2 separate regions of the Mus musculus genome follow, and region 2 is linked to region 1. Evidence: chromatin loops called from intact Hi-C (ENCODE). Cell type or tissue: heart. All regions are shown on one strand.

Region 1 (8,000 bases):
TACTGGCATTGACATAAATAATCTAGCATCTATCAATAAATTATAGTATAACCTTAAGAGAGTATACTATGCCAACATTTAAAATGACTTCATACAATATAACTACCATAAAATATTCCTAATGTGTTGTCATTTAGTAATTGCAATGGTCAGATATGATGGTGTACACTGCCTGTAATTCTTGCACACAGGAGACCAAAGTCAAAGAATCAATAGTTCCAGGTCAACCTGGGCACAAAGTGAGTTCAAAGCCAGCCTGTGTTATACAGCAAGACTCTGGTGGGTAATACACCCACCACCCACCAAAACAAAGAACTAGAAAACTAGACATCAAATTTGTTTTCTAAAGCCAGGTATGGTGGTGCAAGCCTACAATTTCAGCACTTAGGAGGTGGAAGTATGAGGGTCAGGAGCTCATGGTTACATATTGAGTTCAAAACCAGGTTGGCTACATGAGATCCTATTAAAATTAAAAAAAAAAAAAAAAAAAAGGCAAGCCATCCTCCCCTATATATGCCATTTATTTTAATGGGAATATATGTGGTTTGTGGTTCCAATAATCTTTAAAGACTGGATTCATCTCGGTATGGTGGCTAACATCTGTATTTCCAGCACTAAAGCTAGAAGACTGTCATAAACTGAAGGCCAGCCTGGGCTACATAATAAATACCAAGCAAATCTGGTCCAGAGTGAGACCTTTAAAAGCAAAGGGGGAGGGAAAGTGCGAATAACTTTCTGTCACAGATACAAAGACCTAAGGCTCATGACCCAGTGGGGTACAACTTATTCCCAAGCCATAAACCACGACTTAGATAGATAAAGTAAAAAAAGAGCTTCTTAGGGTATTTCAATTAGGAGATGAAGTTATGTTCCATTGAGAACCATATTAAATTTTTACATCATGAGACACAAGCAGGAATGGGTGTAGTTGATTTTGAAATTACCTCCCTATCACAAGCTCCAACTCTCTCGAACCTAAATTTTTGTCCCTCTTGCCACAGTGTCGCAGAGAAGACTATTTCACTTAGCCACACACACGTCTTTGGAGAAACATCCTTAGACCAGTTGCCATCCTTGAATGCATTTCCTGGCTCCTCTCCCTTCATGCAAGTTTCTGTTCCGGACTTTGTTTCTTGGCCCTGAGTCAGGGCCTCCTCATTCCGGCAGCGTTTTCACTAACCTCAGGGTCGGGGCTAATTTAGAAGCTCCAAATGTTGTCCTCCCGAGGCCAGCAGCCTCAGCTCATGAGCTTCCCATCGCCCCTTCTTAGAAGTAGAGCACCATCCAGGCGGACGCGGAAGGGTCAGAGCACGGGCCGCTCTAGCCGACAGTGTCGGTGGTTTCCGGGGACGCTCTTTCTCTCCTCTCGTTGGGAGGCTGGAGGACCGGCCAGGGGCTGTCTGAGGTGCCGGCGGGCGGGCTCTCCTCTGCCTTTGGTGCCGGGAGGCGGGCCTCGGGTCGCGTGGCCGCTGGCGGGCGGGCCTCTCGGGGCCGGGCGGACTCACGTGACCCTTGCGGGCCTCGGAGCGGCGGGCCGCCCAGAGGAGGCGGCGACGGCGGTGGCGACCGCAGCACGGGAGGTAGCGGCCTGGGGAGGGACCGCCGGCCGCCCTTTCGGACATCCTCGGCGGAGGCGAAACATGGCGGAGGCCTCGGCGGCGGGGGCGGACGCGGGCTCCGCTGTCGCCGCACACCGTTTCTTCTGCCACTTTTGTAAGGGCGAGGTCAATCCCAAACTACCGGTAAGAGCCCCGTGTGTCCCGCGCTCCGGCGCCGCGTAGGTCCTTGGCTCCTAGGGCTGGAAACCGGGTCTTAGGCTGCCCGCACACCCGTGATTCCCTTGACACCGGTGTTCTCGGTACCTGCTGCCCGCTGTCTCCGGGCACTGGTCGCAAACCCTGGGCATCAGGGCCAGGGTCCTGCCTATCCCTCATTTCCGCGGCGTCTCCAATCAGCCCCTCATTTCGCTTCCGCTCTTTAATACCACCCCCATCTTTTTTTGTCTCCTCGGTGAATTCTCGGGCAAATCTGCGTCCAATTTGCTCTCAGTCCCCTTCCTTGTCTTTTCGCGATGACCTATCCCCTGTACTCTTTCCGTTTTTGCGGCTCACCTACTCTTTATTTTTCTTCCCACTTCTCAACCAGATCCTCCCCCCTTCTGCATCCTCAGTGAGCCGAAATAGCATATTGCTGAGGACTTCTTAGTAGGTTTTGTTGAAGTACAGAAAGAGGAGGTTTGGAAGGTAACAGGGAAGAGGGAGATTTTGTTCTTCAGTGGTTTTTGGGTTCTTGTGAAAGTGAAAATAGCAGTGTACCAATGACTTGCAGACTGCGCTCCCTGTTGCTATCGAAGGAAATGGCTTTGGGAAGAAGGTAGGACGTACTGTCTCAACTTATTTTGGATATCACGTTGCCAGTGTCTTTAGCTCCACTTTCCTAGCCCACCCCCTCCATTTTTTTTTTTTTTCTGCCCAGGAAAACAAAAAAAGAACAGAATGTTGGGACTGCTTTCTCTGATATAAAATTGGCTCTGCCAGGCTGTCAGCCAATAGAGAGGTAGGGCTATGCTTTAAGAAAAGGTTTCTGCAGCATGCTAGCCAGTGCCAGCGCCCCCAATTATAATAAGCCTTTTTCTTGTTCGGTGGCGACATTTCTTAAAACGAGTGGCTATGTCATAATTTATTTTATAATCACAGTATCTTGAATACATGGTGTCTTTCTGTTTTTTGTTTGCTTTTTGCACCAAAGTCTCACCATGTTGTCCTGGCTGTCCTGGAACTTGCTTATTCGGATCAGGCTGGCCTAGAGCTCACAGAGGTCTGTCTGCTTCTGCCTTCCTAGGGTTGGGATTAAAAGTGTGCACCGCCATTCCTGGCTTTGAATACACTCTTAAGAGAAGGCCGACTAAGTTTCTGTGTCATAATTAGCTATATCTACTGTGGGTTGGTTTCATTTGCTGCCTTTGCTTTATGCTGATGTGCTGTCTGCCATATTTCAACTTGGGAAAGTTTTTTCCCCCAGCATATATTAGAACTCACACTCTAGAGAGGGAGTCTGGAATTGAGCCACTGTGTGTGTAAGATCAGTGACATGTTATTGAATGTGATGGATGCCCTGTTTAAAACATTAGCCCTTGGATCTGTAAGTGTGCACTCAAGGATTTGCCTTTCAGAGTGAGAAGACATAATGTAAATGTCTTTTTCTTTTTCTTACCTGAAATCTTCACTTCAAAAGGATAATTTGGTTAAGGCTTTTTAGGTATTTTTATAAGACTTAGTTAGACGAATGGATGATCTTTGCTGGTTTGTTTGTTTTTTTAACTCTGACTCATTGCTTGTTAAGCCTGACTTGTAAGTTGAAGCTTATCAGTGTGTAATATAACCAAAGGCTGCCTGCAAAAGACAGGGTTCTCTACAGGATGCCCTAGCGGTGAGTGAAAGCAGATGTGGTCTTGATCTTAAGGACTGCAGTTTTAGGTTTTTTTTTTTTTTTTTTTTTTTTTTGAAAGACAAGGCAAACATGGAAAAATTAGCAATCATCATGCGTTGTTTAAGGATGGGGACAAGTTCTGAGAAATACAGTTAGGTGATTTTCATCCTTGTGCAGCCTTTGCAGAATCTACTTAGATAAACTAAAATGGATGCAGTGTCACTTGCAACGTAGGTTTGAGGGCTGACCTAGGCCCTCGTACTTGTTAGGTAAGTAAGAGCTCTATCAGTAAACTGTCTTATATAGTTCAGGTTAGTTTTGAACTCAAGAACCTCCTGTCTGAGCCTCCTGTTACTGGAATTACAGGTAACACCCCTACACTCCAACCCCAGCAACCTGACTGTTAGTGGAATTACCCTGTGTAGTCTATCCAAAGTCACTGCAGCAAAATAAATGAGGACAGATAATACATGGTTTCAGTTTCAGAAAGGAAGACATGGTTGAATCGGTGTTATTGGAGACCTATGACATATGAGGTGGATGGAATTAGATTGAATTTTCAAGGATAGGTATAATTTAGCTTGAGAATATGCAAGACCAGGAGGAATTGTAGTTATGGAGTACATCATATTTGATATGAGTACATCATGGAATGGCTAAATCAAACTATTTGAGTTTAACATATATTATCTTCCTCTTTTCAGTTTTTATTTTCATTTGTTTGTTGTGTGTGTTTATGTGTATGAATGTGTACCATAGTGCCACTGGCCAGAAGACAGCTTTTGGATGTTAGTTCTCTCCTTCTACCACATGGATCTTGTGGGGGTCAAACTCAGAGGGGGAGGCTTGGCGAGCCAGCCCTGTCTCACATGATTTTCACTGAGTCTGCTGCTTTAGCTGTTTTTAACGTCTATGTTACTTTTAGTCACTGTGGTGCTCAGTAAGTAGCTAATCAGTGTTGTTCTGTGTTTTCAGGAAAAGGTGTGATAAGGTCAGACTTACTGCTTTTCCTGAGACAGGGTCTCTAGGTAGCCTTGGCTGTCCTGAAACTAGCTCTGTAGCCTGGGCTGGCCTCCAACCCTCAGAAAAATCTTGCCTCTGCCTCCCAAGTACTGGGGTTAAAGGTGGATGCCACTGTGTCTGGCTGTTGTTTTTTGAGACAGAGTTTTACTGCATAAGCCTGGTTGGCCTAAAAAACTCAATATATAGCCCAGGCTGGTCTTGAACTCAGAGATCCTCTTGCCTCTGCCTTACTCCGGTGCTGAGGGTAAAGGTGTGTGGCACTATGCCTGGCCAGATTTAGTTTTGATTTATGTGGGAGCTAGTGGCTTTGATTTTGTTTCGTGGGCATTTTAAGTCTGTAGTCTCAGGCAGTTATCTTGGAAACGTTTATCAGAAAATACAAGTCAGTTGAGTACAAGTCTGTCTCTGTGATCGGTGAACTGACTCAAACACTGCTGTGATTGGTGAACTGACTCAAACCCTGCTGTGATTGGTGAACTGACTCAAACCCTGCTGTGATTGGTGAACTGACTCAAACCCTGCTGACATGGTCTTCATAGGGTTACATCTATAGAGGGCACGTGGGAGGGTTTGAAAAAGATAAATTCTATTGTAGACTTGAATCTCATTGCAGGGACCCAGACTAAGTAGGCATGCATAATTCCTTAAATCGGGTGAATGGTGTGGGGAATCTGACTGTCCTTTGAGGATAAGCAGACTCAATGTATCATGGATACAGTTTCTCATTGTCTTAACTGAGTTCACAACCCTAGTGGATACTGAGAGGACACTGACCCTTGTAATAGCTGGATGTCCAGAACCGTCACTTACTAATGCACTGACTGGACACCACCTTACATTAGCCTTATCTTTGCTTTATGGGGTGGGTGGGCCTGTGGATTGAACTCTAGGTCTCAGACATGCTAAGCAAGTATTCTACAATTGAGAGCTTATAAGGGTCACAGCTCTTGTTTCTTCTCCCTTCTTCTCCCTTCCCAATCTAGGGTGTGTTTGTCACCCCACCTCCCTCTGTCCCTCCATCCTTCTCCCCTCTCCCTCCCTCCCTCCCTTCCTTCCTATATGTTGGAGAGAAGAGTGGGAGAGAAGAGGAAAGGAGAGGGGAAGGGGAGGGGGAGAGTCAGAGGGAGGGGGAGAGAGAGAGAGAGAGAGAGAGAGAGAGAGAGAGAGAGAGAGAGAGAGATTGATTGATTCTGACATAGCTCAAGCTAGCCTCAAATTCTGTATGACCTTGAATTTCTGGTCCTCCTGCCCCATCTCACAAATGCTAGGATATAGGTGTTAGATAAAGCATATGCTGTTGTTACGCCTTGTTTATGTGGTACCCAGGGCCTATTCATGCCAGGCAAGCATTCCATCAACTGCGCCTATTTCTTGATATATTTTTAAGTACTGAAAGGCAACTGCAGTAGCTTATCCAAAGCTATCCCTGAAACTGCCCTTAGGTTTTGTTTATCATTTTTCTCTGGAGGCTACATGTACCTAACAAACTTTAGGGTTCATTACTTTGGACTGAGAATGAAGTATCCCTAATGCTATGTGGTCAGTCATGTGAGCTGAGGTCATTTCGTTTGGTGGGAATGAATATTTCTCACTGCTCTTCCTCATCTCCCCTCTCTTAACTGGTTGTCTTTAATTTGTATGATCCCAAGAAGAGGACAGAAGGTTACTTTAGAAATATGGTACCATGGAATGAGAAAAAAGCATTAAAGGGAATTTAAAAAGAAAAGTATATTCAGTAGCCCTATTACCTCCTTATGCCTCAAAGAGGACTCTCTTAAATGAATCATGTAGGAATTGCTCTTCTAGATGAGTTTTCATATTTATGATGAAAATAATTCTAGCAAAAAGTGGTAAGTAGCATACTTGGGATTGGGGGTGGGTATTTTTGTTTTGAGACAAGGTCTCTCTGTAGATCTGGCTGTCTTGGAGCTTAATATGTAGATCAGGCTGGCCTTATCCTCCTGTCTCTGCCTCCAGAGTGCTGGGATGGTAGAGCTGCTCCTGCATAGTTCATGTCTGTCTGTCTGTCTCTCTCCTTTTGTGAGAAAGGGTCTCACTATGTAGCTCTGGATGTCCTGGAACTTACTATGTAGAACAGACTGTCCTCAAACTCACAGAGATCTGCCTGCCTCTGCTTCCTGACTGCTGGGATTAAAGGTTTGTGCCACTGCCCAGCTCCAGATTGACAGGGTAGAATGACATTTTATGTGTGTGGTGTGTGTGTGTGTGTGTGTGTGTGTGTGTGTGTGTGTGTATCAATCATCAGATGATAGAAGAAATATTTGAAGGAAATTTCCAGAAGCTTTTAATTTATCTCACTATTTTATTGAGAGGCAAATATGGGGCCAAAACTAATAGAGTTACTACACTACAGTGATGGACAGAACCCCACGCAGGACTGTTTGAAGGGGTGTAAAGGTGTGCTTTCTCCCGCATACTATCAGTACCCCATTCTTCTTTAAATTATGCTCTTTCAAGGTGGAGTTCCAGAGTGATAATTATGTAGCAGAGTAGCCTGCTTTGCATTTTGATGAGACTAATGTGGTTCTTAAGTGTTCCATGGAAATCCAGATGAAAGACAAGTCTAATTAAAGTCTGCTGGGATGTTGCTCACCTCTGGCTCATCCAGAAGGGACTGGTGGGCTTCTCACTTCCTAGTTCTCTGTTATATCATCTTCTTTGAGCTAATAAATGTCCTTTTTAGTAAGTAATGCTATCTTATTTGGCTCTTTCCCAGCTACTTACCCAGGTATTAATCATTGTGTTGTACTTACAATGGCTCCAATGTAGGAAAACATTCTGATCATCTCATAATAAGGGGAGCTAAGTGGTGTCCTTCTTCAAAAATTCATACTACTAAACTAGAGGAAAAATTATTGATTTGAGATAAATTTCAAAGATGCTAATCATTGGATTACCTTGAACTCTATTATCTGTGACTTAAAATCTGTACTGTCTACATGATTAGTATCTATCAGGGATAATGTTGGTATTTTGAGAGCTTTTTTATATTTTGTTTAAAAATTGTTTTACATTTATTTATTTATTTATATATTCATTTAGAGAGAGAAAGAGAGTGAGTATGTGTGTGTGTGTCAGTGTGCTTATGCCATGGTGTATGTGTGGAGGTCAGAGGACAACTTGTGAGACTTAGTTCCTTCCTTCTATTATTCAGGTCCTGGGGATTGATCTCAGGTTGTCAGATTTGGTGGCAAGTGTCTTTATATTTTGAGCAATCTTGCTGGCCCATAATTTATTTTTTTGAGAGAGGGTCACATGTAAATTGGCTACTTTCAAACTTATAGTGGTGAGTGGTCTAGAACTTCTTATCTCCTCCTGGGATTACAGATGTACTAATACCACTACCACCGATACCACACTGCTCTTTTGGGATCTTTAAGAAGCTGTAATAGGGGCTGGAGATATGGTTTAATGGGCAGAGCTCCTGTCTACTATGTGCAAGGCCTTGGGTTCAATCCCTACTAACTTTAGCTGGATATGGTGCTGTATGCCTGTATTACACTTGGGAGGTAGAGGCAGGATAATCA
Region 2 (8,000 bases), 53 kb after region 1:
ATAGGAAACCTAAAATTTCTGCTGCTAGTCTTTTCTCCAGTTCTTCCCCAGAGGGACCTATATAGCCTTTTATAAGGGTAACTAACTGTACACTGTAGGAAAGGAAATAATCAGACTTTCCAGGGTCTATTGGATACTGGTTCTGAATTGACAATGATCCCAGGAGATCGATCCCAAGAAACATTGAGGCCCTCCAGTTAAAGTAGGGATTTATGGAGGAAAGGTGATTAATGGAATTTTGACTGATGTCTGACTCACAGTAGGTCCCTGAACACAACTTGTGGCCATTTACCCAGTTTCAGAATGTATAATTGGGGTTGATATACTTAGAAATTGGCAGAATTCTCATATTGGTTCCCTGACCTGTAGAGTGAGGGCTATTATGGTTGGAAAGACTAAATGGAAGCCTTTGGAGTTGCTTCTGCCAAAGAAAACAGTGAATCAAAAACCAGTATTGTATTCCTGGAGGAATTACAGAAATTACTGCCACCATCAAGGACTTGAAAGATGCAGGGGTGGTGGTTCCCACCACATCTCCCTTTAACTCTCCTATCTGGCCAGTGCAGAAGACAGATGGATCATGGAGAATGACAGTTGACTATCGAAAACTAAATCAGGTGGTAACTCTGATTGCAGCTGCTGCACCAGATGTAGTTTTGTTTTATTTTGTTATAGTTATTCTTTCAATTAAAAAATATTTATTTTTTATATCCAAGTACACTGTAGCAGTCTTCAGACACCAGAAGAGGGTATCTGATCTCACTACAGATGTTGTGAGCCACCATGCAGTTGCTGGGATTTGAACTCAGGACCTCTGGAAGAGCAGTCAATGCTCTTAACCACTGAGCCATCTCACCAGCCCTATTCTTCCAATTTAACATCAATTGGTATATAAGTTGAGATACTAAAAGAATGTTCCCAAGGGATATTGCCCCATTGTAAATTTACAAATGCAATCTCAACTGTACATGAAACAGTTACGTCATGTTAGGCATATTGTTATTGTTTTATGTGGACATGAGATATTATTTATGTCAAGTTGACAAGGGGTAGATTGTAGTGGCTATTCCTGGTTGTCAACTTGACTATATCTGGAATGAACTACAATCCAGAATTGGAAGGCTCACCTGTGATCCTAATCTTGAGGCTGGGAGATACAAGTTTCTGACCTGGATCTTGGCATGGAGATCTGGAGGCATAGTGGCTATGAATTCCAGGAGACTAAGGCAAGGAGATCTCAGAGTTCAAGGTCATCTGGGACTGACAGCATTACAAAGAAGCAGCCCCAGTTAGACTTTGATATTGTAATCTTACCAACTTTTAAATAGACATACACAATGTATGTAGTTGAAATAGGCTCAATCATATACATGTTTTATTAATATTTTATATGAACATATCTCTTCATATACATCCAGTTTGTCCCCATCTAGGGGGTTCTCTTAATTAATCCAACAGACATTGCTTTTCCTCTTACCAATGGTTCTTTTAGATGTTGTGCACATAATAGTGAATGCAGTCATGAAAAAGTGTCTTTTTGTGGATTTTAAGTACTAATGAGGAAAAGTAGGCAAAATGTTGAGTGTTGAGCAGTGCTGAGTGTGAGGTAGCGTGCAGGGAATGGAGAGAAGGGATGTGGGAGACATAAAGGTTCCTGAAGGACTCAGCAAAGGCCTTATTGAAAAGGTTAAATAAGTATGTGAATAAACAAAGGAAGTGAAGGACAGAGCTAGAACATGCCCCCAAGGAGATACACCGGTGTGGAGCAGAATTAAGTGAGGCGAGTATTAGGAGATGAAGTCTCAGGGAAGTTTTTGGCTTGTGGCTGGGAAGGTAGATATTCAAACATGCAGAATCTAAGGGCTTTTACTTGAGTGGACCCTTAGGTTTAATTTATGTCTGTCCACTCTGTAGAGCAGAGTAGAGAACTGAGGGCAGGGAGAGAGTTGGAGAGCGACCTAAGAAGCCACTGCCTTAACCTGAGCTAGAAACGCCAGTGACTTAGATGAGAATAATAAAGACTTGCTTGGGTGTAACGTTGAGTATGGGCTACAGCATGTAACAGAAAAAGAGAAAAGGGGGGCACAAGGTTGCTGGCCTGAGGGACTAGAAAAGTGGGGACACTGTGACATGGAAAGCACTAAGAAGAACAGTTTGGAAGAAAACATTGGTGATTTTGTAATTTGGGACATGGTGAGTTTGAAGTGTTTGGAGGTGTCAAGTGCAGGTAGTGAGCAGACAGCACATTTGGCTGGAAATAAAATATGGAAGTTATTGCCTGTTTGTGGTATTTTAATTTACAAAGTTGGATATAAGAAGAAGTCAAGACAAAAGATGGCCTAGTCGGCCATCACTGGAAAGAGAGGCCCATTGGACAGGCAAACTTTATATGCCCCAGTACAGGGGAATGCCAGGGCCAAAAAATGGGAATGGGTGGGTGGGTGGGGGTGTGGGAGACTTTTGGGACAGCATTGGAAATGTAATTGAGGAAAATACGTAATTAAAAAAAAAAAGAAGTCAAGAAAAAAAATAGAATTTCTTGGCATGGCAACCTATACCTGTATTTCCACCACTTAAGAAACTAAGGCAGAGGAATTGCTGTGAGTTTGAAGCCCTCTGTATTCCATAGCAAGTATTAAGCTGTGCTACACAATGAGATCTTGCCTCAAGGAAAAACAAAAAACAACAGAAAGAAAAGGAAAAAAAGAAAACAGAACTCAGAGACCAGGCCTGGGAGAATGAGCCAGGCACACCATGGAACTGTGTGAGGAGTCTCCTGTGGGCTCAGCGTGGGACTCCCCTCTACATTTGTGGGATTATTTTGCTCTTCTGTAGACTAGTTGAAAGTGCAAACTTTTACATACTTTTAACATTTACCTTTAAAAAGAAATTATGTAACCACAAGAACTATAACAGAAAAGTCAGTATAAAGAGTGTGTCTATTAGCTGACGGTAATTTCTGAACAAAACTTACTGGGACCGCTCTGAGCAGTCTCTCTTTGGTACTTCCGATAAAGCTGAGCCAACTTCTGACTTTTAGAGGGTGAGGAGCAGAATGAGAATGAGCCCTGCTAAGGAGGTGACCCTGGCAGACTCGGCATTTGTAACAGGCTGCCTGCAGAGCTTCAGGGGCTGCCGCTGCTTTCTCACTGTTTACCTGCTTGTCAGTTCACCAGTGTGGTAACTGACTCCACGCGCTCCTAGTAAGCAGGAGGGCCTTGTGTGAGTTACCCCAGCCTACATTTGCCGTCTCATTCTTTCTGCAGCTCTGGCATTGAGGAACAGCTTAGCTAGGTGGTTCTGGCGAAGGGTTCCAGTTAGGTCATAGCTAGCATGCCTTCTGTGGGATAGTTATTTGAATACTTGAACTGGACATAGAAGACCTGCTTCTGAGATGGCTCTTTCTCTTGAAAATTAGCAGGAGCCTTAGCTTGCTCACCATATGTGTCTCTTCATAGAGCCCTTTCCCCGTCCCCGTGACTTGGCAGCTCTTTTAGAGTAGATGATCTAATATAGATAGAGGGAGAAGGAAAGAAATCATGATAACTTTTGGTATTATAATCTTGCAAGCCACAGTCACTTCAGTCATATCTTATCTAGAAGTTGATCACTAAGTCTAACCAAGTTTGAAGGGAGAGAAATATTGGATAATTTGTAGGCATATTTGTCTAATAGTCTGATATTGGCTGATAATCAACATAACTGAAGTTATGTTGATTAGCTTAATGCCCCTTTAAAAAAGGAAATGGGTCCAGAACTCCATTGGGGCAGCATCCTTTGGACCCTTTCTCATCCTGGTGTCAAAGATCCAAGGAAATATTTTGAAAGCCACATCATAACATCAGGTCATTTTCTAACCTAATTTAAAAATTTTTGTTAGTCTAAAAATTGCAGAACTCACAAAGAGCAACAATGAACAGATGTACCATAGGTAATGGACTGATTTCTGTTGGTGTCTTTTGTATAACAAGCAGTGGAAACTATTGGAGTGTTGATTGTTGTCTAGTCAGCCACAATTATCTGTGGAATACTTTTTTTTTTAAAGATTTATTTATTTATTATATGTAAGTACACTGAAGCTGCCCTCAGACACTCCAGGAGAGGGAGTCAGATCTCGTTATGGATGGTTGTGAGCCACCATGTGGTTGCTGGGATTTGAACTCCTGAACTTCGGAAGAGCAGTCGGGTGCTCTTACCCACTGAGCCATCTCACCAGCCCTGTGGAATACTTCTTATGTGCTATTTTATCTCACTTTTCCTCTCTTAACAGAATAATACAACAGATCTTTGCAGGATTCTTTGCAAATTCTGCCATTCCTGGATCCCCACACCCCTTTTCTTGGTAAGTGACCATTCTTTTTCTATATTGCATTACTTGAATAGTACCATTTTAGGTGCTAGCATTTCTGTACCATATAGAAAGAAAACTTGCATAGGTGAGTATGTGGATGTGCCTGGGATATTGGATTACTTTTTTTTTTTTTTTTAACCAAACCAAACTCAGTCAGAACTCAGTTTTCCTTGTTGATGTTCAGGGCAGCTGGCCTGGTCCCCTAAGATGTTGCTGTCATGCCTGGTTGTTTTCTGTCTTGGTTTGAGTTATATTGGGTGGGGAATGAGATGGTCCCTGCCAGGCTTCGGATCTGTTTTGCAAGTTTTTCTTATGGACCACACAGAAAGAATTCCTGAAGTTGAGATCAACATATCATTTTATCTTCTTTTCTTTTTTTTAAACATTTTTTAAAAAGATTTATTTATTTTATATATCATGAGTACACTGTAGCTATCTTCAGACACACCAGAAGAGGACATCAGATCCTATTACAGATGGTTGTGAGTCGAGTCACCATGTGTTGTTAGGAATTAAACTCAGGACCTCTGGAAGAGCAGTTAGTGCTCTTAACCACTGAGCCATCTCTCCAGCCCTACCTTCTTTTCTTAAAGTAAGAAAGTTTCTCAAAAAAACAAAGCCACACTTAGTTCAGTTTCAGTGACACTTAGGTATGGTAGGGCTTGCAGACAGTGTCTTCCTAAAGCCATCTTTCCTGCAGTTATTTGCGGTTTCTAATATTGCCACAGAAGGACTTTCTGTCCAGTCCTTCCCTCATCTACTCCACTTTACAGCCTCTGGTAACTTTAGGTGTGGCCTAGCTAGAGCCTGTGCCTGTCACCCAAGGCACTGCACCAACAGCACCAAGAAAGAAGTCTGGCCAAGTCCCTTTGTAAGTGCTGAGCCACGATTCACAGGAACTGTTGTGACTGCTTTTCTACCAAAAGTCCTTACTGTGCAGGGCACATGCCGCCTCTTTGAATGAGGGAAGTCTGCTGTAGATTTGGGCCAGCCAAAACACACTTTAAAAAAAAAAGCACAGAGTGCTGTAGCAGCTAGAGGGTATCACATTTTGTTCCAGCTAGGGAAGAAATTGTTGAGAATAAAAGCATCTCTCTAAATAATCTGTTTAACTTTTCAAATACAGAGACTTTGCTTGCCTCTGGATTGTAGAGGGCTAGTGACTTGGAGCTCAGAGAGAGCAGTACTCCACTGCTAGATCCACTGTATTCTGGCAGAGAGCCTGGTCACCCACCTAATCCTGTCTGTCTCATCTCCCGTATAGGAGCGGGATGCTGCACTCCAACCCTGGGGACTATGCCTGGGGTCAGACAGGCCTTGATGCCATTGTAACCCAGGTGAGGAGCTGTCTTTTTGAGAGGGTGTCTGTTTGATGTGTCTCATGGTTCCACAGACTCCTGCTACTTTCTGAAATGTTAGTCACTCTTCTCTCACAGATAGTGTGAGCTTTTGGGTTTCTGTTTTTACTAAGAGGATGGATGGGCTATGGGCATCCATAATTTCCATGTTCCTACTAGGCATCCCAGGATTTCTAGAGGATGACTTTACCACTGGAAGAAGTAAATACTTTTCCTGTAACAAGAAGTTCATTGTAATTTGTCCTCTTGTTCAGTCCTGTGAAAAACAGACATTTCACGGAAGAATAGGGTCTCCCGTGTTAGCAGGGGTTTCTGCCAGACCAAGCAGAGTAGAGGAAGGAAGCAGAGATGAGAGCTTCCCATGCAGTATAATGCTTCCACTTGTTTATGCTCATTGTTACCTGATTGGTTTTCATTTTCCTGTGGACTGTTGAGAATAGAAAGCACGTTGTTTATTTCTAAGTGTTCTCATAGTCAGTAATATATCCATCTCTTGGCTTTTTGCTGCTTTCCATACTCCCACGCCTTCCTTCTGACTGAATAAAAATTCTAATCAGTTTATATTGGTTTTTATTAAGTTATAATTTTATCCAGGACATCACAACTCTTTTGGTATCTTAAATGTGCTTTATGCCCAACTTCAGTTACGAGTCTTCCTTATAATCATGACTTACACTGGTGTCACTCTGACATTGGAAAGCAGCTCTGAGTGTTCCAGCCCGGGTAGGAGTCCTGCACAAGTTAAGAGCAGCGAGCATTCTTAGTGCCTTACTGTCTGTCCTCAGCTGGAAAGGCTCTCCCCAATTACGGAGCTAATGAGCATTGCTGCATCTTCTTTTTGTAGCTTCTAGGACAGCTGGAAAACACGGGTCCCCCTCCAGCCGACAAGGAGAAGATCACATCTCTCCCAACAGTTACAGTAACTCAGGAACAAGTCAGTAAGTTTACTTTCATATTTGTTCTGTCTTCCTATGACATCTGATCACTCAGTGCATTTCTCTTCTAAAGGCATGGTTCCCTAACATTTCTGTCTGACTACCAGCTATGGAGGACCTAGTTAGCATACCTGCTTTCTAGGTCCCACAAGAAATAGGTAGTTGTCTGTACAAAACTTGATTATAATTAGTACAAGAACTTACTATTGGAACCAAAACTCACTAAGTGATTAAAAAAGCTGTAGAAAATAGTGTTGGGCCTATGATCCCATAGGAAGAAGACAGATATGAGGCTAGGATTCATTTCACATGTAAGGTCCAGTCAGGTAAACAGAGACATGGTTTGAAAACTTTTTTACCGCCTAAAATTGAAACTTGTCTTGCAGTTTGAAGGTGTTCTAAACAAGCCCCCCCCCCCCCCTTTCCCTATCTGGTCAGACTGTCTCTCTGCTCTTCAAGTCAGAGACCATTCCACATCTAATAAAAGAATAGTTTATATCAACAAACAACACAGCCCTGCTGGCGTTCTTCCATGACCTCATCCTTCTGATAGGGGGTCCTCAGATGGAAGAGCAAGGGTGTGAGAGATCTTTAGGAAGGTTCTCCTGGAAATATGTTAGATGCAGTGAAGAGGAGAGAGAACAGAAGTGGGAATTGGGGAGACTCTACCTGGAGTTCAGATTGTGTTCTAGTGATGGTTGCAATGCTGACAGAAAGGAAAAGACAGATTTAGAGGTGTGATTTTCCGATTGTCATGGAGGCACACAACTTTAATCTCAGCACTATCAAGGTAGAGACAGGAAGATCTCTGAGTTCAAGGCTGGCCTGGTCTACATAGTGAGTTCTAGGCTAGCCAGGACTACATTGTGAGATAAGCAAGCAAGCAAGGAAGAAAGAAAAGTTCAATTTTAAAAAGAGTTAGTTTTATTACTGATTACATAGTAAGATGAAGGAGGCAAAGGATTATTAAAGGTGATTGTAAGGTTCCAGAGCTTTATAAAGGCAGCACTGCCACCATCAGTGATGGACAATCATGAACTGGCCCTGGGTCTGCTGAGATGCTGTGACAGTTAATTCTGAATTTATTGATTTTGAGGTGCTAGCTGAGAGTCCACGTAGAACTGAGTGGGACTGTCTTGAGGTTGGTGTTAGGGGAGTCAGCTGGTGTGAGGTTTTGTGTGTATTTGGATTGCTAGAGTTAGAGTTGGGATGCTGCCTGGAAGGCTGTTGGTTGTCGCAGCCGTGACGTTGAGTGAGAGCTGGAGTTAGGATGAGGGATGGGAGGGAGGAGAAGGGAGGAAGAGTCTCTTAAGGGGCAGTTCTCCTCAAATGCTTCCTCCTTGATCATCATCAGGG

What was found. A loop is a pair of places that touch in the nucleus more often than their neighbours do. Peaks named below come from ENCODE experiments on the same cell type or tissue, not always from the same donor. Only the 100,000 strongest peaks of a DNase experiment are listed, where the experiment ranks them.
Region 2: it touches region 1 in a loop (2.1-fold over the local background); 4 of 42 quality-filtered maps call a loop at or near these places.

The regions. Positions count from the first base shown.
Region 1 is chr3:96,726,169-96,734,168 of GRCm38, forward strand. It overlaps Polr3c (polymerase (RNA) III (DNA directed) polypeptide C), which reads right to left and starts at 1,271. Exons shown (of 15, transcript NM_028925.1): 1 at 1,181-1,271. Rnf115 (ring finger protein 115) reads left to right here and starts at 1,443. Exons shown (of 9, transcript NM_026406.3): 1 at 1,443-1,742. The coding sequence starts at 1,641. In heart, a CTCF peak has its summit at 3,416; a DNase peak (open chromatin) is centred at 1,453; H3K4me3 peaks cover 2,960 bases; H3K27ac peaks cover 2,486 bases.
Region 2 is chr3:96,779,378-96,787,377 of GRCm38, forward strand. It overlaps Rnf115 (ring finger protein 115), which reads left to right. Exons shown (of 9, transcript NM_026406.3): 5 at 4,271-4,342; 6 at 5,616-5,688; 7 at 6,554-6,647. Among named protein-coding and RNA genes, the nearest start is that of Cd160, 31 kb to the right of the region's middle. In heart, no CTCF peak of the experiment used is centred here; no DNase peak of the experiment used is centred here.